Regions from separate parts of the Homo sapiens genome. Here region 1 is linked to region 2. The links are chromatin loops, found by intact Hi-C in ENCODE. Cell type or tissue: MCF 10A. All regions are shown on one strand. Links, peaks and the distances in the headings refer to the core of each region. The heading gives the core; the rest is flanking DNA.

What was found. A loop is a pair of places that touch in the nucleus more often than their neighbours do. Peaks named below come from ENCODE experiments on the same cell type or tissue, not always from the same donor. Only the 100,000 strongest peaks of a DNase experiment are listed, where the experiment ranks them.
Region 1: it touches region 2 in a loop (2.6-fold over the local background); 1 of 110 quality-filtered maps calls a loop at or near these places.

Annotation. Positions count from the first base shown.
Region 1 is chr5:133,287,466-133,298,150 of GRCh38, reverse strand. The region is part of intron 6 of FSTL4 (follistatin like 4); the gene reads left to right. Among named protein-coding and RNA genes, the nearest start is that of FSTL4-AS1, 36 kb to the right of the region's middle. In MCF 10A, for the core only: no CTCF peak of the experiment used is centred there; DNase peaks (open chromatin) are centred at 5,660 and 8,000.
Region 2 is chr5:133,454,165-133,464,849 of GRCh38, reverse strand. The region is part of intron 3 of FSTL4 (follistatin like 4); the gene reads left to right. Among named protein-coding and RNA genes, the nearest start is that of MIR1289-2, 32 kb to the right of the region's middle. RefSeq lists an enhancer at 6,229-7,428. In MCF 10A, for the core only: a CTCF peak has its summit at 4,496 (motif pointing right); a DNase peak (open chromatin) is centred at 4,529.

The sequences.
Region 1 (10,685 bases), core at 3,653-8,652, 170 kb after region 2:
ATAGATGAGGCCCAGAGGCACCATGCTAGAGTAACTTGCCCACCTCTCAGCTAGAGAGTTACAGGGCAGGGTTTGAACCCAGGAGTTCAGCTTCCAAGCCTGTGTTCTTACCTACTAAGCTATGCTGCCTCTCAAGTCATTCTAGACAATCTTGGTCACCAGCGTCTGTTTCGGGAGACCCCTTGGGTGCCTCAAACTTGGCAGGTACCAGTGGCTAGGGATAGAGGACTGCTGGTCCAGATGAGGGATGGGGGACTGTTGGTCCCGACGCTGCACACCCCACCTGGCATCCTGTCCCACAAGGGCCAGCCCATCAGAAACACCCTGGCTTCTAGAATCTGTGCTACCCAGCAGAGTCCAGGAGGGACTACAGTGAGGCCTCAGGGGTCCTAAACCCAATTTGGCAAGCACTTCTTGAGACTTCATATGCCCACTCTAGATTTCTGTGAGAGCTGGGGCCAGTCAGGTGCACAGGATTCTCATGAAGGAGGCAGGGAGCAGGAGGCTGTGGCTGGTGGCTGTGCTGTGACATTTGTTATTACTAATAACATTGACTGAGTGTTAAGCAGCTTAACATTATCTCATTTAGTGACATTCAATCCTTATGAAAAGATACCACGTGTCTCATTTTAGAGGTGAAGAGCCGGAGACACAGAGAGATTAAGTCATTGCCTGCGGTTACCCAGTAGACCAAAAATTCCAACCCATGCATGATGGCTCCAGCACTCCATCAGCACATCTGATGAGGCCACCTGCCACCCACGAGTCCCACCGAGCCTTGGCTTGAGGACAGGTGGGAGCACCCTCCTCTGCCCCTGGAACCCTGGGGCTCACACATTCCATCTTTGTGCCTGATTTAATCATGAAAACCAAGTGTTCTCTTCTTATTCAGGAGGTTGATTCTTCCTCTGTCTGGCAGGGATGTTGTAATAACCAATTAATACGCATTTGCAAAATGCTTTGAGATCCTGCACGTAGGATACCATTTGTGCAAAATCAGTTTTTTTGGTAACACTATTTGACATGAAAAATTGTCCTTTTTTCTCCTGTAGAGAGCTTTTTTTCAAAATGCCTTCCATCAAAGGGTGCAATTATGAACTCTGGAAGACTTCCTGATACCATCAAGGTAGGCAGGTACTCCCTGCCCATGTGACCTTAGAGGTGCCCCCTCAGAACCTACACCTGAGGCTGCAGTGTGCCCACCAGCCCCAGCCCCCAAGGCAGGCCTGCAGGTGAAAAGTGCTTAGCCCTGGAGGCAGTGTGCGGTCATTCACACAAATACTTCCTGGCAGGAGCTGTTCTAGGCTGCAGAAATTCAACAGGTTTCAACACAGACAAAAACTCTTGCCCTCACGGAACTTGTATTACAGGGAGGAGACACAGATAAACAACAATGGATGCGTAGATTACAACGTGGGTAGTACTTTTGAGAACAGCAACACAGAGGGCAGGGTAGGGCAGGGCAGGGCAGGGGTGGGCAAAATTAAATACGATAGCCCAGGGAAAGCCTCATCCAGAGGGGCTATGTGAGCCAGGTGTTGAAGGGGTGAGGGCACTCGCCACGCAGTCACTGGGGGAAGATGTGTCCTAGCCCCCTAGGTAAAAATAGGTCTGATGGTAGGAGTGGTATGGGAAGCTGGGGGCAGGGTCAAAGGTCCTGGGGGCCCCTGGAAGCTAACCTAAGCACTTTTGTTTTCACAATGGGTGAAACTAGATTATTGGAGGGCTTCAAGTCGAGAAGGGATGTGATCTGACTTTATATTTTAAAGGAAGCACTTTGGCTGCTGTTTTGAGAAAAGACTGTTACAGGGCAAAAGTAGGAGCATGTAGACAAGTTAGGAGGCTGTTGCAATAATTCAGCTAATGGGCACGATGGTGGTGAGGAGAGGCTGGATCATGGGTATATTCTGAAGGGCGGTGCCAAAGAGATTTGCTGATGAGTTGCATGTGGTTATTAGAAAAGAAAGGAGTCCAGGATAACTCCAGGGTTTTGGGCATGAGGACTGGAAGGATGGAGTTGCCATTAACTGAGACAGAGGAGACCATGGGTGGAGGAGGTTTGGGAGGGAAGATCAGGAGTTAATTTGGGGGCATACTGAGTTTGAGATGCTATCAGACATTCAAGTGGCAGTGTTGAACAGGCAGTTGGATAGACGAGGAGAGGGCTAGGCTGAAGATGGAAACTTGGAAACCCTTAGCATACTGACAGCATTTAAAGCTCTGAGTTGGATGAGATCACTGAGTAGGTGAATGTGGATAGAGAAGAGAAGCCAAGACAGAGCCCTAAGAGCCTCTGATGGGAAGAGGTCAGGAAGAGGAGTGGGAGCCCCAAAAGAGAATGAGAGGAAGATGCCAGAGTGGTGGGAGGAAACCCAGGCAAGTGCAATGTCCTAGGAGCCAAGAGAAGAGTGAGTCAGGAAGCGGTCAGCTGTCCCAAGTGCTGAAAGCTCAGTTAAGATGAGGACAAAGAAAAGAGACTTGTATTAGTCATTTGGAGGTCTTCGGCTTGAAAGGCAGTTTCCACGCAGTGGGATGGGAGAGGGTACAAAAGTCTCATTGGATTGGGTTTAAGATGGAGTGGGAAGAAAGGAACTGGAGAAACTAAATGAAGATAAATCTTCTGAGGAGTTTTGCAGCAAAGAACAGAATAGGGCAGTAGCTAAAAGGATAGCAGGGCCAAGAAGGCTTTTGCAAACACACGTGAGCAACCGGCATGTCTGTGGATGAGCAGAGTCAAGTAGAAAGGGGAAACTGAGGCTGTGGAAGGAAGAGGCAGTACAACCAGATGACTTCTTTGAGTAGGCGAGGGGAGGTGGAATCCAGGGCCCAGGTTGGGGATTGTCTTAGATGGATGGGCGGCAGACCCAGTTAACAGGAAAGAAGCCTGAGAGTGTGAACCGACAGAGATGGGTGGGTCGGTGTGGTGGGTGCGTGTGCAGACGTCTGTTTTCTCAGTGAATCAGGAAGCAAGGTCATGGCTGAGCGTGAGGATAAGGGAAGAGATGTGGAAGTCTGAGGAGGGAGAAGAAGGTCGGGAACGATTGTGTAGGAGAGTGAAAGAGGGACAGATGCAGAGGAGGCGGAGTGATCTTTGGGCAGCTTTCGGGACCCACTTGAGGGCCCTAGTCCTGAATCCAAAGTGAGACTAGTCAGCAGGGTGGCCGTTTCCCCAGCATGTTCAGCTACCCGGGTATAAGCAGACAGCACCCAGACAGATTTCACCAGGGCTGGAGGGTTGTCAAGAGAGGGTAAGGGAATTGAGTGTGTGCAACAGTATCATTCCAGTGATTTAAATTCCATGGAATTCCATGGTAAGGAGGAAGCAACATCACCACAGGTGACAGGCATACAGTTGGTCAGTAGATTCCCGGTGGGGCTGAAGAATTCTTGGAGTCTGGATACCAGACAGAATAAACCAGAAGAGATGGGAGGTGATCAGAGAGTAGGATGCCTGTAGATATGAGTTTTCAGGCTGCTATAATTTGTAATGACAGTGTCTGGACTCCAGGATATGGCCACCTGTAAGGTGGAGAGTTGGCAGGTAATCAACTTGGATGTTTAAATCACCTGGCACTTACACAGGTGGCATATAAGGGAGACTGCTGTTAGCCATAGGCTACAACACAGGAAATGGGGTGGGGCATAACCCAGAGTCAGCAGGTGACTGCAGCAAAGAGGGGCGGTGGGTGGCACGTGGAGCATGCACGGGGGTTTCCCTTTCTCCCTGAGAGCAGGTTCTCTGAGGCAGGGTCTCTTTTTATGCCCATTTTACAGAAGAGGAACGGAGGCATCAAAAAGTTGCACGTGGTGGTAGAGATGAAACTCAAATCAGGGGATGTCCTCCAAAATTAACACCCTGGACACCACACAGAGTACCTTCCAACACAGACAGGTTGACCATGAGTAAGATTTGGTCCCTGGCCCCAGGGAGTCCACTCTTCTATGGGAAAACAAGACGTGTGCAAAAACAAGGCAAAAGGCTGTGGGACGGTTGCCAAAAGAACGCCATGGAAACTGAGAGGAGGGTGTAACACAGCTAAGCAAAATAATGCTATTAGTCTTCACAAAGGAGGGCACGATGGGATTTCACAGGCAGGTATGGGAGTGGGAAAAGGCATCCCAGTCAGAGGCAACAGCCTAAGCGTAAGAACAGATGGGAAGGCTCCAGACCATCTAATATGGCCAACTCGTCCCGTGCCATGGACAAATAAAAGAGAAGAAATGATGCAGGAGGGAGGGATTAGAACGATAACAGCAAGGGCGTGTGTTAGGGAGCTAAATGCAATCACACACAACCCCCAAATCTCAGGGGCTTAGTGCAATATTTATTAGTGCAAAGATTTGTTCTCCATTCCTGTAACAGCTCAAGGCTGGTGTTCAGTTTCTGTGCACACAGTGACATGGGGACTCGGACACCTTCAGGATGTGGTTCTTCCGTCTCCTGGGGCCTCAGATTCCTTTACTGGATGCTGCATCTGGCCGGTATACAGTAGGATGGAGAGAGTAGAGAGGCTTGCAGGAGCTGTTTTGGAGCCCAGCAAAGCCCTTGCACCCATCCCTCCTGACACATTCCACTGGCCAGAACTCAGTCATATGGATGCCTCAACTACAGGAAGAGCTGGGAAATGTAGTCCAGCTGTGTCCACAGGAGGGAATGGATGCAGGTTGAGGTGAACACAGAGCATTCTCTGCCAAAGACATGCAGGCCACAGAGTTTGGGCATGTCAAGGAAGCCAGGGAAGCATGGAGGGTGTGGTCAAAGTCAGTTTGAGGAGGACCGACCTGTAGACACCCACAGGGAAGAGTGAGGACTAGGAAACTCCAGAGACTGTAGAAGACCTGAACACAGATGCAAAAGTGGGAACAGAAAAGGGCACAAAAAGAAAGATGATTCTGGGAGGCTCTTGTGGCCCTTGCGTGGGGTGGCGGTTGGGAGAGAAGGAGCTGAACAGTGAAGACCATTCCGAGAGTTCGCCACAGGGCCAAGATGGCCGCCTGCCTCTCCTTCTTAGCTCTGGGGGTGCCGGAAGGCAGGGTCAGGCCCTGTGGAGATGGAGTGGCGGGAGGTGGCTGTGACGGTCCTCCGCAGTCCATAGCCTGGCCCCACAGAGGGGAGAAGAAAGGATCTCTTTTAATTTTCTTCTCAGGCCTCCACCTGACGAAGGAGAAATATCACCCAACATTGTTATCTCTCAGAAAATACTCTCTGGAATCATAAAAAGGGAAATACAGTGAAGCTAGACCACGAAGGCTGCCCCTTAAATCAGGAGCTTCTAAATTATCACAGTGGCGCTCTCTAATTCCTCGGAATGAAAACATTAAAGATGACAATGTCCCTTTAAATCAAATGCCCTGGGAGTTGCTGTAAAGAGTCAGTGGGCTTTTTTTTTTCCCTTGTGAGGATTTTTTTTTTGTCTCTTTTCACCTTATAATAAAATATAAATCATAACTTGTGGGGGCAGGCTCTACAGAGCAAGCTGTGAACATGGATTTTCTGAAAATGAAGGTTTTTTTTAATGGGAATCATCTCATCTCAGGAAGCATGAGAGTCTCAAATGATGAGTTTGCTACTTCACACTTTCTTTTTTTTTTTTTGATTCACAGGTGGGCCTCAGGCCTAGCTGTGGCACCACTGTGATGAATCATGATGGCACACCCCAGGAGGCCAGTGGGCTGACTCAACCCCTCCTGGAGCGGCCACTGTGCTCAAGCTGTGCGAGGTAGGGGCAGGGAGGCACAGCCTTGGGAGGTAGCATGTAGAGGCAGGAGGACTGGGGCCTGGAGGAAAGGGCATGGTTCACACCCCTTGGCCCCTTCCAGGCAGGCCTGGTGGTCTGAGCTCTTGTGCCACAAAGAGAACCCAGAGGCTAGTGCAGCCCCAGGAGGAAGGGTTGGGAGCCACGGGTCAGAGAAGGCTGCATGGCAAGGTGGACTTGTTTTCTGCATTCTGGTGTGGAAAAGGGGTCAGAGATGGAGAAAGAACTGGCGAGTTGACCCAGGCTCGGGAAGTACCAGGGCAGCACGACCCCAAGGGTCTGCCCTTGGTCTGCCACTCCCCTCTCTCTGCGATCCTCCATCTGCCAGTGCCCATCTCCATGGGCTGGGTGGAGACTCAAGGCCTGGCAGGGCCAAGTCTGGGAAGCTGCTGGACAGTTGTAACCAAGGTAGGAAAGCAGTCTCTGATATTTTAGAAAAGTGTTCAAGGCTTAGGTCTGAAATCGCAGGGCTTGCTGATTAAAACATGTACCCTATGGCCCACAGCCCTCTCCCCTCCCACTGAACTAGCCAAGCATCTTCAGAAAGGCTGGCTCTTCTCATCAACTCCATGGCCTTCATCCTGACCCCTGGCTTCCCTCTGTGCTCCGTCCACACCCTCCCCACCTCCCCTACACCTGTACAGGAACTGAGGCCTGCAACAGGTCACTCTTGCCCTGCGGTTGGCTTAGGCAGAGAACACTCCTATCTTTATCCAGTCTGACCTCTCTGCAGATCAGGCCCTCCGGACCTCTCCCTCCTTGAGACGCTCATTTGCTCTCCACCTTTTTGGCCACCTGTTCTCCATCTTATTTGAAAGTGAGCTCCTTTCCCCTGCCAGCCCCTTACACTTTCTTGGTAGAGAGCCAGGATGTAGGCATCTTAGGCCTTGTAAGCCATACAGTGTCTACCACAGCCACTGAACTCTGACATTGCAACGTGAGGCAGCTGTAGATAAAATGTAAACAAATGAATGTGTCTGTGTTCCAGTAAAACCTGATTTACAAAAACAGATGGAGGGCCTGTCTGAGACACTCAGGTGCGCTGCTCCCCTCAATTTACTCTGCCCTGGGGAGGGTCTTGTCCCACCCACGCCTCCAGACATGAGGTTTCCAGCACCAGGTCTTCAGAAGTCCCTAAGGTCCAAGGGGACCAAGAGGTCCAAGGGTCATTACTTAGAGGCACCACACACTTAGTGTGACTCAACGGCCCGCTCTTCCCCCAAACTCCCCTCCCCTCCTGTGTCTCCTGTCTCACCAACATACTTTCCCCCTTCCCATTGTACTTCTTTTGTAATCGGATTGTTAAGTGCTTCCAAGTGGGCGGTTGAGTCTTTGAGAGCTGCACGTGACCTTGAGCGCAGGCTCAGGAGATGGGTGGGGAGTCGGAGACGGAGGCTCTAGGGAGACTGAGGGGCTGGGAGATGCGGCACAAGAGTGGGAAGCCCAGCACTGCGGACTCACTGGGCTCGATCTCCTCCCTGACGGGCTGGCCAGCATTCAGCTGTATTGTCATTTCAGTGGGGTCCCACAGGGGGTCATGTTGAAAAGAAGCAGCCCACATTGCAGGCGAGGGACCGCGGGCCAAAGGCAGGTGGCCTGGAGCCATGGGCCCCTGTCTGCCGGCCTGTCCATCCCCAAGTGTGCTGAGGTCACTGAGCTGAGGGCAGTGCTTAGAGCCATCCAAGAGGGCTCCAGGGGCGGGGACTGTGTTGGAGGCCACATGCCACCCTCTGCTGTGGTTCCTGCTTTACCTCATCCTAGGAGACCACACAGCCTAGGCATAATGCCTAGAGCTAAAATTCAGGGGCTTCAGATAGCCATGTCATAATCCACAGACCCAGTGGAAAGTACAACTCCCTGGGGCCCCAGTCGCCCGTGTGGGACCCCTCCCCAAGGCTGCTGGCCTGCTGGGAAGCAGGGATGCCAGATGAAGAGGGAAGACCCAGGCTGGAAGCTTTGCCTTATCTCCATGCCACAGAGGCTCAAGGACTCCCCGATGGCCCTCACAGGAGCTCTGCCCCCAGCTCCATTTTCCTCATTCGCCCAGTGCTGGCGGCAGAGGGCATCAGCAGAGGTGCAGGCATTGCGAGTGCCCTCTGATGCAGCTCCAAACATTCTGTTCACTTAGAGCAGCAAACAGTCTCACCTGTCTCCTGCTCATCATGGGTACATAAAATTCCCTGTTGTTTATTCACTCTCCTCCTCACAGTCCTGGATGGCAAGACACAGTAATTAATCATCAGGCTGCTTTTGCGAGGGGCCACACCCTGCTGGTGCTGCACCTGGGCAGCTGCCTAACAGATTGGCTGCCGAAGGTTTGTTCTGAGGCTGAATTCTTGATCTTGGCCACTCTCTCGGGGATGGAGAGCCATCAGCACCCACTTTGCACGCAGGCCTCACTCCCGGCACACTCTCAGAAAGGCCCTGGAATTTATTTTGCCCATTTGAATACAAATGCAATTGAGACAAGATTCTTTTTGTTTCAGAAGTCATTGCTTCATTTCTGTTTCTCGTCAAGTGAACTGACAGCCAAAGAGAGTTGAAATAAACAACTCTGTGCCTGGCTGAGCCAGATGAAATAAGTCCCCCCACCCATCACTGAGACATGGTACCATCAGGTTGTGTTACCAGTTAAGGGCTTGGTGCTGGTCTTTGGGCAGCTCTGGAGGCAGAATGTCAGGCTTTGGGCTACATCTGTGCCAGGACAGGCTGCAGGACTAGTCCCAGAGTTGGGCAAGCTGGAAGACAGGTGCCTACCACAGCAGGACACCTGCCCCTCTGCCCTGTGTCTTAGAGGCCTTTTCCTTCAGCATGGATCCTGGGGAAGGGAGACACATGCAGTCATTCATTCAGGAAGGGGAGAAAGTGGCAGCCAAGGCCCCACTCTCAGGAGCTCCTGACCCATCTAGGGAAGTGGGGCTCCCAGGCAAGAAGGAGGTATGTAAATATCAAGTGTTAAACCACAGGGTTGGGATGATAGGTGCTGTGGAACCATCTGGGCTTCCTGGAAGAAGATGGGCTTAGGCTGGATCTTGAAGAATGAAGGTGGGATATATTTGGACAGATAGAGAAGGAAAGGGCTCTACTTCAAGGCAAGAGAAAGGCTCAGAAGAAGGATTAGGAGTGGGGATTCAAGAATATAATTCCTTCAGTATTAAGTACCTGCTAAAGGTGGGCAGATCAATAGCGGGGCAGTTGGGGTTGTGACCTCATTTTCAGCTCTGCCCTGCTTTGCCCTGAGGCTCCAGACCTCGCAGCCCCCAAGGTTCCCACTGTTATCCCAGTTCCCAAGGGCAGCTGGGATCTGACCTTGCTCCTGAGAAATGCTGCATGAAAGAGGGGCATACACTCTGTGGAGCTCCCTTGCCCAAGGGCCTCCTCCAGGCCAGGCTGTGCCTCTGAGCCCAGGCTGCAGAGACGGGAGGATGGCACAGCACCACCTCTAGGGTATGGAGAGCAGCCTCTGACAGACCCTCACCTCAGTCTTTGTAGAAAGAGAGCAGACAGTTTTCCTGTAACCGAGGAATAATTCTCAAGGTGGACATGCGACCCAGAAAAATGGAGTGATGCTTAGTCCCCAGATGCCCCCTCCAGCGCTGTCCAGCTGTCCTGACAGGGGCTGCCACTCGGATAGGTCAGTCAAGCGAGGCCAGAGCCCTTTTCACAGGCACCTTGGGGCCTTGGGTCTACCTTCACTTTCCAGGACACAAAGGCTCTCCCTAGGCAGGCTCTGTCCCAGCATCCAGGGCCAAGGGGCTCAGGCAGAGGCTCTTTAAAAGCTTGGTGCTTCATCTTGATGAGTTTCTTGCTGGGGGCTCTGAGCATTGTGACTGTGACAGGTTTTGAGCCCCTCGTGGCTGGGCAGGGTCTGTGTTTGGTCTTGTGGGTACTGAATATGAAGCTGTTTCCAGATGAACAGCAACATCGCTCCAAACAGTTCAATTCAGTGAGCGGGCCAGGAGTGGGGCCTGGGCAGACCCAGACAGGCCTGGGAGGGGCAGGCAGCAGCCTCTCCCTGGCTGTGCTGCTGAGGGTGCCTGGGGCTCCCTGTCCCACCATGGGGGACCCCCGGGACAGAGGGGCCTCTACTACAGGGCCCCTGCAGCCTGTCTCCAAAACTCTCATCTAAGGCCTGCAGAGTCCGCAAAGCCCCACCCTCAGAAAGGTTAAGTCACTCACTCCCAGGGCTACCTAGTTAGTAAGAGGTGGGGCTGGAATACTCAAAATACATTAATCATTTTTTAAAATAATAATTGTTCTTTACTGAGGCATTACTTTGTGCCAGGCACTACGTTAAATCATTTATATTATATGTAGTTCAGTCCTCAAACAGGTACTATTAGTAACCCCAGTTTACAGATGAGATGACTGAGGTTGGGCAATAGCACAGCTGGGATTAAATCCAGGCAAGTCCAAGTCCAAAACAAACAGCCTTTCTCTGCTTTCCTGAGGCAGGAGATTGGGGATAAGGCATGAGGGAGAGATGCAGAGTGCTTGTGATGTGGCAGTCATGGAAGGCAGGCTCCCTGGAGGAGGTGGTGTTTGGCATTTGAATGGCATCCAGAAGGATGTGTGTGATTGGAGTAAAGGGCAGGAAGAACAGTGGGAGCAAAGAAAGACACTGAGGCTGGAGGACACAGAATACATTCAAGAAACGGCACTGCTGTCATCCTAGAGCAGAGTGCGGGCAGCAGGAGGCAGTGGGGACCACAGTGTCAGGTCAGTCAGACTATAGAGGCCTGGAATGAGAGGCCAAGAACAGCCATCCAAAGCTCTGGGCAGGGGAGAAGCAGATCCAGGGCTGAGCTGGTTGGGATGCCTATGCCTGCATCTTAGGAAATGAAATGACCCAACTGCGGCCTCCATCATAGGCCAGCACCCAGGTAGCATCCTGAGCCACTGCTGATTTAAGAGATGTGCATGCAGCTG
Region 2 (10,685 bases), core at 2,196-7,195:
TAGTTGAGTCCGCTATATTTTGTATGAAATACATACATAAAAAGTATGAAAACAGCCTCTTCTTTTGCATAACCTTTGAGAATTTCCCCGATCAAATCCTGCAGCTGGGTGAGCAACTCCCTGGCTCGACTCTGTGTGGCCTCCAGGTCCAGGGACCAAGTTTTCCCCAGGCTTCCTTGCAGCAGCTTTCTCCCTCCTTCATGGCTGACCTGCACCTCTCCCCTCCATGGGGGGAAGGTAGGAGTATGAGCTCAGTGCTGGAAGCTGCTGTTCTGGGAGAGTTGCTTGTGCCACAGGAGTCAAATGAACTTTTCCCCACGAGGCCGGCCCCTCTGCTGATGCTGTGTTTGTAAAACCAGTAAAGGTTTTCCTTTTGTGAAAGAGAGAGAGAGATATCCCTTGAACAACTGGAACCTTTTAAGCCTGGGCTATGGTTTTGTTTGGGGTATTTGGTGGTGTGGGGGTGGGACTGTCTTTCTCATTATTAAACCAGAAAAACCTGCATATGGACTCAGCAATGAAGAGTGATTTTGTTCTTGGGAAAATGTAGCAGCCTTCAAGTTAGTAACTTGGGCTCTTCTGGGCACCTCCACTGCCGCACCTGGCCTGGTGGATTTGCGCTCAGATAGAGCAAAGGCAGGGCTGGGCTACAGATGTCTTGTGCAGACGGGGAGGGGCGGCCCCAACACTGCTTAGTGTAAGTGTCATCTCAGAAGCAGAGCTTCTAGGTGGAACATCCAAGGGCACCTTGAGACGTGAGACGGTTGATCCATCACAGTTGTGATATGTCAGTGAGTACACACTCCAGGTTCAGGGACTGTCACCTTGGGAGGTGATTGAGACTGAATTCAAAACAATGAATCGATACTGACATGGAAGAATAGTTTGGCAAGAAGGCTTGGAACTGCTCTGCACCAAATTTGTAATGCCAGTGAAGAAGCCAGTCCTTGGCTTCCCCAGCCTCCACCTAACTTTGCTGGTCCTTCCTATTCTCCAGCCTGCCTTCAGGTGCTCAGCACCTTCATTTAGTAATTGATTCATTCATGCAGTCACTTGTATTCGTTCTCTCTCCTCATTTGCTCTCAGGAAAGGCTATCAGTCATCTATGCCAGGATATATTAAAGTCAAACTCCTTGACACAGGATATTGTACTTTAATCTTCATAGCTGTATGAAAAACCCAGTCCTCTGATTATGTAAGAAATTTGTCCTAGGAGGTTGAGAAGCCAGGAAAAGATGAGGGAGGAGAGTGTGCTTTAGGGAACAGACCATTTCCCCTGCCTTGCTGTCTGGGTTTGCACCCCAGAGAAGAAACACAAAGCACAGGTACAAGGGGAAAATGGATGGCCAGTGGTGAAGAGAAATTGCTCTAACACTTGGTTGAACTCAAGTCCAAATACGACAGGGACAGGTAGGGATTTACAGCTGGTGGAGTAAGGGAAAGGATGGAAAATTACCAAGAGGGCTTAGTTTGGTGTAGGGGGTGGGGAACTTGATTAGACTTCTAGGTGGAGGAAGAGACACTTGATTGGATATCAAGAGTGGAGGATCCTGGATAAATTGGCTTCTCAGGATTCTTTGCTAAAACTGGGCCCAGTAGACCAAGGATTAGGCCCTGCAAAGCAGAGGGCTCAAAAAAGCCTGACTAAAATTTGTTCAAATCTCTGTCACCAGGTACTCATAGGACAGGGAGTGTCTGTGAGGCCTGACACACAGTCACTAAGGATGCTGGCGTGGCCTTGGGCCTGCCGTGATTGCTTGCTGGTGCTTCATGCATAGTAAAGATGGTCAAATCCCTGAGACCTAGAAGAGACTTCCTGCCTCGCACGGCATTCCTCAGCCAGGCTTTGGAAGGAAGATGAAGCCAGACTCTGGTTGCTTGCGAACTCCAGGAGCACAAAGTCTCCCATCTCTGAGACCTTGGCCCAGGCGCAGCTCAGAAACTGAGTGTGGTGTCAGGTCACCTGCTCTCTAGGTTACAGAAAGCCCCAAACTGGCTCAAATAGTAGGGAAAATTATTTTTACACATTGCCAAGTCCATGAATAGGGCAGGCCCCAGGCTCAGAACCATCATCAGTATCAAGCGCCGGCTTCCTTCCACTCTATCATCCTTCGTGGGCCAGCTTAGCCTTCCAGCTGGACCGTGCAGAGTCACTCACAGACCCACATCCAAGGAAAAAGACTATCTCTTCAGAATCCTTCTTAGCACTCCTCACATTTCACTGGCCAGGGTAGTCTACCGGCTCCTTCCCGAACCAATCGTTGTCATGGAAGTGGGATTTCAGGAGTGTCTTTGATTAATCGTTAGGAGTGAAGTGGAGGCTCCAGAGTCAACCCCTGCATCCTCCACATGTGCTACTTTGAGTCCACTTGAGTTGAATTGAATTCTGGGCCACAGAGTTGAGTGTTAATGGGCTGAAAGATAATTAAGGTGTTTTCTACATCTTGGAGTGAGAACAAGAGCACGCATGTGCCCTGGCACCAAAGGGACACAGAGCTTGGCATATTTCCTAGGAATTCTCCAGGGTGTGGGGAGAGGGAGGACCAAGCTCCCAGGCCCTGCCCCTCAAGGGCTATGAGTGCCAAGCCTGTGTGTGAGCACCTGGCCAGCTTTCTGTTTGAGAAGACATCATCTGGGGGGCCAGAGGGGACATCGGGGCATGTCACAGAAGCAGTTGTCGTGGCTCTCTTGCCTCAGTGAGGACGTGGTCTTGAGATCTGTGTCTACCTTTCTCTCCCCAATGCCCCTTCTTTGGACAGTGTCTGTGATGGACTCAGGTGAGGTCAGATGGTTTTTGAAAGCAGATGGCCCCCACTTGCTGCCTGAGACCATTGTTTACTTCTCATATCATGGCTGGCAGCAGGGCCTGTGCTTGGCAGGACTCTTCCTCTAAACCTGCATAGGCCTAGAGCTTGTCTCATCCTTGCTGAGAGCCAGGAGGTTCTGAGGTGTGGTTGTGAGAATGTGTAGTTATTTTCTTATTTAAACATCCTAGGTCTCGGTCTTTTCTTTTTAAATGTGTTGGGGGAGTAAAGTTCTCAAATGAAGATAACTTATGAGACTTATTACGCAGGCTGATCAAATGGCATGATAAATCATATAAATGGTATAAAATGCTTTGATATGAATAGCAGAATAGTGAATAAGGATGAAGCATCCAACCCTTCTCCAAGGTCACTGGAGTGAAAAATATCTTATTGGGCGCCCCAGATATGTCCAGTCAGTCAGCAACAGAGCCTAGCTTGTAACTTCCGTAGAATTTCTTTGCTAATTCGGAGGGTTTGTTTGTTTGTTTGTTTGTTTGTTTAGGGAGTAAAAATCAAATTTGCATTCATCCCAGGATGTTTCAAGGACAGATTTACAGCAACAAACATTGGTGAACTAAAACTGGGAGATTGCACTGTAGAGTTAGGATATGGAACAGAAAAATGTTTAAAGCTCCAGTAAACTACCTAGAAATGTAATTAAGTCCCTTGCAAGAGGCCAAAATGCCAAAAATGTGACAGTCACCCTGTTCTTGAAGAACCACTTCTGGAGGTAATCAGTCTGTTATGACAGGGGAGGATGGATGGAGGCCCCAATATTGTGTCGTGGATTGAAACCCATGCTAGTTAGGGTATTGTCCCTTTAGATTGGCAATTTTAATATCAGAGCCACATTGACAGATGGAATTTGAGTAAGTGATTTGTGCAAGCAGTCCACAACTCACAAGAGAGTTTTGCTCCCAGCAGTTTAGCATTAGGCAGTCATCTAGACCTTTGAAAACAAAAATGCATTTTTTTCCACAGGAGTATTCTCCTGAATGTGGTTTGACTTCTGCACTAGTGTCCAAAACTTTATTTAACCTTCAATGTTGCTAAAAACTACTTTATACATACAATTAATATCATGGAATCCAATGTTATAAGAAAAATTGTAGCACTGAAAGGGAAATTGTTCCTTTATTTTCTCTTGCTTGGCGTAACCTGAAGGAAACAGATTTAACTGAAAGAGGATGAGAAGTTAGCCTCAGAGCATGCAAGAGTTGGAAGGCGTTTGAGCCAGAGCTCAATTCAAGCCCTTGTTTATCAAACGAGGAAACTGAGACTCAGAGAAATTTGGTGTTTGGCCCAAAGTCACACAGCCAGCAGTGTGACTAGCATTCAGGCCTGCCCTGACCCAGTGAATACTCCCTGTAGAAAGTTTCCAAAGAGACAATCAGATCCCCTAGGTAGCGTTGGGCCCCACTGGAAAGTCGACTTTTTTTCAGTTTCACTATAAAACATGCCCTGTTACTTCTTAAAACGGAGATGAGGCTTGCGACTATTAGGCTTCTCTAGGAATAGAGCCCTGGAGCTCATAGACAGAAAGAAAAGAAATGTGTGTTCATGCGAGAAGCAATGATAAGGTGAAACTAACTGAGCTGGAAACTGCAAAAGACCAGGAGCAGAAAATGTGTGGTCCCTGCAAGGAGGAGCGGGGACCCCAAAATCAGATGGCGGACAGACAGCTGCACACTAGGTGGCGCTGTCATCCCCCCGGTGGCTTGGTTGCTGCCCTTGGAAAGAGCACTGGGGAAGGTGTTACCGGTGGAGGGTGTCCAGGTTCTCGGTGTCTTGAACAAAGAATTGGACAAAACGCACAAAGCAAGAATGAAGTAACATAAGCAGAGATGTACTGAAAATGAAAGTACACTCCACAGTGTGGGAGCGGGCCTGAGCATAGGGCCTGAAGGGCCCCGTTACAGAATTTATGGGGGCTTAAATACCCTCTAGAGGATTCCATTGGTTACTTGGTTTACACCCTATTTAAATGAAGAGGATGAAGTAAAGTTACAAAGTCATTTACTCGGCGTACACCCTATGGGGAGGATATTTCCTTTCGTAGCTGAAGTGTGAATCAGCCTCATGTGTTTCCTGCCTCCAGATCCTATTTTCCTACCTCAAAGGAGGACCCTGTGTCCATGACAGGGGCAGGGGGAGAGTGTGGCATGATTCTTTGCCTAGGGAAAGGGGAGGGTGGTGAGACACACAGCTCACTAGTCCAGTGTGGATAAGCCAGAGTTCATCAAAGATAACCCAAAACTCAGCGCCACAGCATTTCACTTCCCAAAGCCTGAGTTGACGCTTATGGTCTCCTGTTCTCCCATGAGAGAGGTAGCCTTGGCCCCCACAGCCTCTTTCCTCTCCTGTGTGACCCCATTGCCTCAGACTACAAACTGCTGGAGGACAAGGACTGTCTGTTTGGTTTTGCTTTGTTGTTAATTCTCCACAGTCTCCTCTGCAGATGTTTGATAATATCTGCTAATTGAATATTTAATTTACTCAACTCTAAGGTAGATTTTTGAGAGCAAAACAATTTTTAAAAAAACATTATTTTATATTGACACTTGAAGTTCTAAATAAGTGGGTTTTTTTTAACCTGGAATTAAAAAAATCTAATCCTCGTCATATTTAATTGTCCTAAATACTGAGTGACTCTTGGTATGCTATTAATTCCACATGCAGACTCTTCATGGGTGGTGGCTGATGGGGGCTTCCCTCTCCACTGCTTTGGAGGAAGGGCTGCCCTGCACGGACCCCAGGGTGGTGGAAAGGGAAAGCACTCTCGGGGACTGTCGGTGGGTTTGCTTTGCTCTTTGTTTTTAGCCTCAGAATAAACATATGTGCCCTTTGCTTCAGCCTCTCAGGCCCAAGGAAATGGGGAAAAACAGTGGAATCTCTGCAGTTTCTGGAAGACTGCTGGCTGAAAGCTTCCCGAGAGCCTTCAGCCCCACACATGCCCTCCTGCTTCCAGAGGCAGGTGGGGTCTGTTGGAGGTGGGGGCAGTGACACCATACCTCTAAGGCAGAGGTCTGAGCCATCCATCAGCACCAGCCTGACTTTCAGAGGCCATGGGAGCTGGGGTGTCTAATGTCCGCTGCGCCTCTCCTCCGTCCCCGTCTACAACAGGTGTGTGTGCACCCTACCCCCTGCTGCTCCAGAGCTCCTGGAGGATGTGATGGGGCCTTCACAGGAGGCTGTCCAAGCCAACGCTTGAAACAATCTAAAAGGTTGCAGGTTTTACAGCACTCAATCCTTCCCTCCTCCTCTCCCACCTTGTGTTTGGTGATAATACTCCCACAGACAACAGTGATGCCAGTGCTTGTGTCTGTGAGGCCCTGGTAACTGGAAAACAGTTGCCCATCATCTGGGGGCATTCCCATGAGGCCAGGCCATCCCCAGTCCACAGATGGGACCCAGGCCCAGAGAGGACATGTGGCTTGCCAGATGCAGAAGGACGGGGATTCCAACCCCAGGGCACCTCTCTGGCATTCCCATTAAGGAAGCCTATTCTCTCCTCATGAAATACATGGGATGAGATGCTGCCTTGGCCAATGCCAGACCTAACTTCAATTTGGGATGAAGACAGAGAACGGGGAGGAAGGAGGCTCACTACCCAAGGAGGTGAGCTGATGGCATCCCTGTTTCTTCCTGGGCATACACAGCTGGGATTGTAAAACCCAAGGCAGATATTTCAAGGCTGCCATTACCATTTTCTGAAGGACAAAATCATTCTTTTTTATTAATACATAAATAACTTTTTTCTTGAGCAGGCCCAAAGAAATGAAACACAGATGGTGATAATGTTGAAAATGTTTACCTATTTCCTCTCTGAGGACATCAGATTAGCCTTTTCTGTGGGCGGAATGTGTAATCTGCTGGAAGACAATATCATCCTTTTGATCTTAAAATACATTTTTCATATCTTTGCCGCAAAAGCTGATTATTATCATGACATTTTTAAACAATGACTGTTCACTGCGCAGAATGGGAAAGGAAAGTTCAGCTGAACGTATAGATAGATAGATGCTTGTCGGAGGCCAGGCTATGGGAATGAATTTTCCTGTGTTTCTTCTGCCTGGTGACATTTGACATTAACCCCTTCCTCCCGGACTCGGTCTTGTGCACTAATTGGAATCTGATGCTCAGCTGTAGGAATTGGCTGCTCCTCATTTACATGCAGAGACCATTGATTAATGGCCTCATCCACTCCTTCCAAGGTCACTGTGTTCCCTTTTCTTCTGGAAGTTAAAGAATGCTTGATTAAATGGCAGAAGCAGATTGAATGGGGAAATGTATGGGGAAGGGCTTTGTTACACCAAGTGGGGCAATGCAGACTTGAGATGCTGACGACTCCTTTGTAGGTGGAGCCCATCAGTGCAAATGACACAGGCAGCTGAGAAGCGTTTGATTGGCCCCGCTGCCTTGGCTGGCTAACATGAAACTGACAATTCTAAGAGGCTCCTCTTCACAGCTCACTCGCATCCCTTCAGGGCTTCACAGCATTTCAAAGGAAAGGCATTGGATAAAGGAGAAAGCAGCAGAAGTGGAAAGGACACAGATTTCAAACATTCTGTTTCACATTGGCTACAGAGTTTTGTTTGTGCGGGGAAAGGGGTGAGTCTATGCATACCAGGTACCACCCACCTGTGTGCTCCAGAAGGCCCGTGATATCCTGCCCAGTTGCTGAAATCTATAAAATGTCAGGCCAGGTAGCAGCAGGGTGAAAGGCTGGAAGCAGCCAGCAAAGGAAAGGTTAACGTGCGCATGCTGTTTGCAGTTCCATGGCATGTGGCATCTTGCACAACCAGGCCATTTTGCAACCGAGTTAAAATTCCCCTGCAGCCACAGGGAGGGAATAGATAAATCATGAATGAATTGAAATTATATTTCCTTCTCTTAGCTTTCTTTTTTTCTTCTTCTTTTTTTTTTTCTTTCTCTATCTCCCCACTCCAGGAAAAATGTTACAGAAAATTATAGGTTGTAAATTCCACCCAGTGCATTTAGCTCCATCCTTGCTGAGGGTCAGAGGAATGGAATCTCACCAGTCATATTTCATGAGGTCTTTCAGCAAGTTCCTGTACTGTGTAGAGATCTGAAGGGCAAAAATTCAAAAAGTCAGCAGGGCACAAATGGACCAGAGGTAGGAAGCAGACAGGTTTCCTGGGGCATCCTCTGGGTGCAGCCAGGCTGTGTGTGCTCCCAGCTCTTCTCAACTCAGAACCATTCATGTCACAGATAGTTGGGGGCTCGTTCCTATGCTGGGGCAAAACCATAGTGAAGAAAATTGCATGCTTATGTGGTGTGTTACTTGTGCTTCAGGGTTTTTTGTTTTGTTTTGTTTTGTTTTGTTTTGTTTTTTTAAGTACAACTTTGTATGATGTGCCTTGACCATTGACAAGTCTTCAGAAAAAAAGGAAAGAAAGAAAGCTTCATACTATTGGGTCCTAACCCAAAGTGCCAGTGACCACCAAGGGCTGTTGGCCTCAGCAGGGAAAGCCTGTGTCTGGGTCTTGAAGGCAGTGTAGGCAGCAGGCAGAGAATCAGCTGGTTTTCCCCCTCCCTAAGCTGGACTAATGCGTAAGCTACACTGAAGAAAGGGGAGGGTGACCATCCCCCAAAAGCAGGGCTCACTAGCCAAGTGTGTAACCCAGAGCACATCAAAGCTAAAGCAAAAAGTAGAAGCCAAAGCTATCACAAGGCCTAAGTTGGCGTCCAGTCCGAGCATGGCCCACTTGTTGTCTCAGGACGGCCAGCTTCACAGCCAGTGGGCTTCATCTCCACCCACCAGGAGGTTTGGGCTAGGGTGTGTGTATGTGCATGTGTGAGTCAGTGAATGATGTGCTGCAGAAATCAGAGATACAGAAGGACCCTGAGGAGCTCCTCCAAGAGTCCCTGGGGTCCTAATATAACCAGGACATTATGCCCAAAAGACTGATCCACATGGCTGAGGCTCTTTACAGGAAATACCTGCATTGCTAACTTACTATCCCCAGAACGCCCTCCCCTGCCTTACACGTAGCAAGTAGAACTTGCTGATGACAAGACACTACGAGAGCTGGGAACCTAGAAGTATTCGGCGACTGTCAGACCTCCAGGAGCCTCCCTGTGGGTTCAGAGGGAGCATGCACATGAACTTCTGGGTGCTAGCCCAGGCTGGAGGCATTCCCTTCCTGGCAAGGGAGCAGGAGGCCAGCACAGGTTTGCAGAAGTCCATGTCCTCAGGCTGTGGTGGAGTGTGGGCACCAGGCCAGGAGTCTTGTTCATAATTCCATGTCACCAACCCTTTGCCTTTTGACCATTCACTTCTCTTCTAAGACCTTAAGTATCATTTTGCTCTTGAAGCCTCCTTGAATATGGTCTTGAGCTGACATAAAACTTCCCTTGGGATTTTCCTTCTTTTCTCTCCATCTAGACATTTCTCTTTTGCAGGCCTCTTTCAAAGACCCTCTCTTGTCAGCTTCAGCTGGCTAAGTCTGCATGCCTGGGCCTTTCTAGCAGGTATTTGAAAACGCAATCAATGTATGTTAAGAAATGTAATCAATGAGGTACACATATATATATATATATGCTTAAAAAACAAATTTATTTTATCTTTTGCTGTGTTATCGGTAGCAGTTGCAATGTTTTACCTTCGCCCAGAAGTTACTATGCCAGAAATGCTCTCATTCATTCTTATGGGTTCAGCGTTTCCTTGCCTATTATTTTCTTGGGAAATAAAAATACCTCTCAAGATAATTGCCCAGCATTTTCATAGGATGAGTTTGTCCTTTTTCTAAAGCAGGAAGGCTAGGAAGTACCAAGAAGAGGAGCCTGGGTAGATGAAGGAATAAAGAGGAGGAAATCTAAACATGGGGAGATTACTGAATGTGCCATGTGCACCTCTCCCTCTCCACTCTTCCTCAACTCAACCACAAACCTCCCAAGGCAGGGGCCACGTCTCCCTCATCTCTCTACCCTCCTCCTTTAGTATGGAGCCTGACACTCATGCCTTCATTTAACCAACCCATGTTGAGTGAGGGCTACTCTGCACCAAGTACTGGGCTGGGAGTGGGGCACCGAGTCAACAAGACAAGGCCCTGCCCTCAAGGCGATCTCAGTTTGTGAAGGAGATTGTCAACAGAGAAAACTCTAAAATGAAATGCCATGAGGAGACCCCTGTGATAGGAGAGAATGCTTTAGGAGCCCACACATCTTGGGGTCTCAGAAATTGCAGGCCTGGTCTGGTTGCTGAGGGACCACCCCCCACAGAAAAGAAAAAGAGCCTTCAAGCCCCAGAGGGTGACTGGCAAACTTTGTGTGGTATTCAGAACAGACAAATTCTAGGTCAACAGAATGTGGGTGGTGGCTTATCACAGAGCGGGGCAGCCATCGTGACTCGCGCTCGGCTGCCTCATGAATTCCCTTCAAATGTTCCCAGCTAACGTGTGATTCCATGGTGAGAGAAATGCCGCCTTTGAGGGCAGAGATATTTTCCTTTCTTGACAAATAGTTTCTATGTCCAGGCAGCCATCTGCCACCTCTGTGAGCTTATGAGATCCAGCGACTGCTGCTGAAGGTTCAGATTCAGGATTGATGCCGAAGTTGTGTGTGGAGGAAGGGGTATCGCTGGTGCAAACCCACCATTCAGAAAAAATTAAAATCCAGCACCCTTCCAGCTGAAGCTTGTCCAGGATTTCCTTGCCAAGTTTCATTTTTAAAAGCTCTGCAACTTTACTCAGATGTAGGTATTTTTGCTTTGTACTCAGATTTTCACCAAACTGATATATCATTAAACCTTTGTTTTTACAATACATGCTTTATTGCAAAACCAATTTCAACAAAGTATTGCAGATGCAATGTAATTTTTATGTCCTAGTTGTTGTTGTTTTTTTTTCTTTTTTG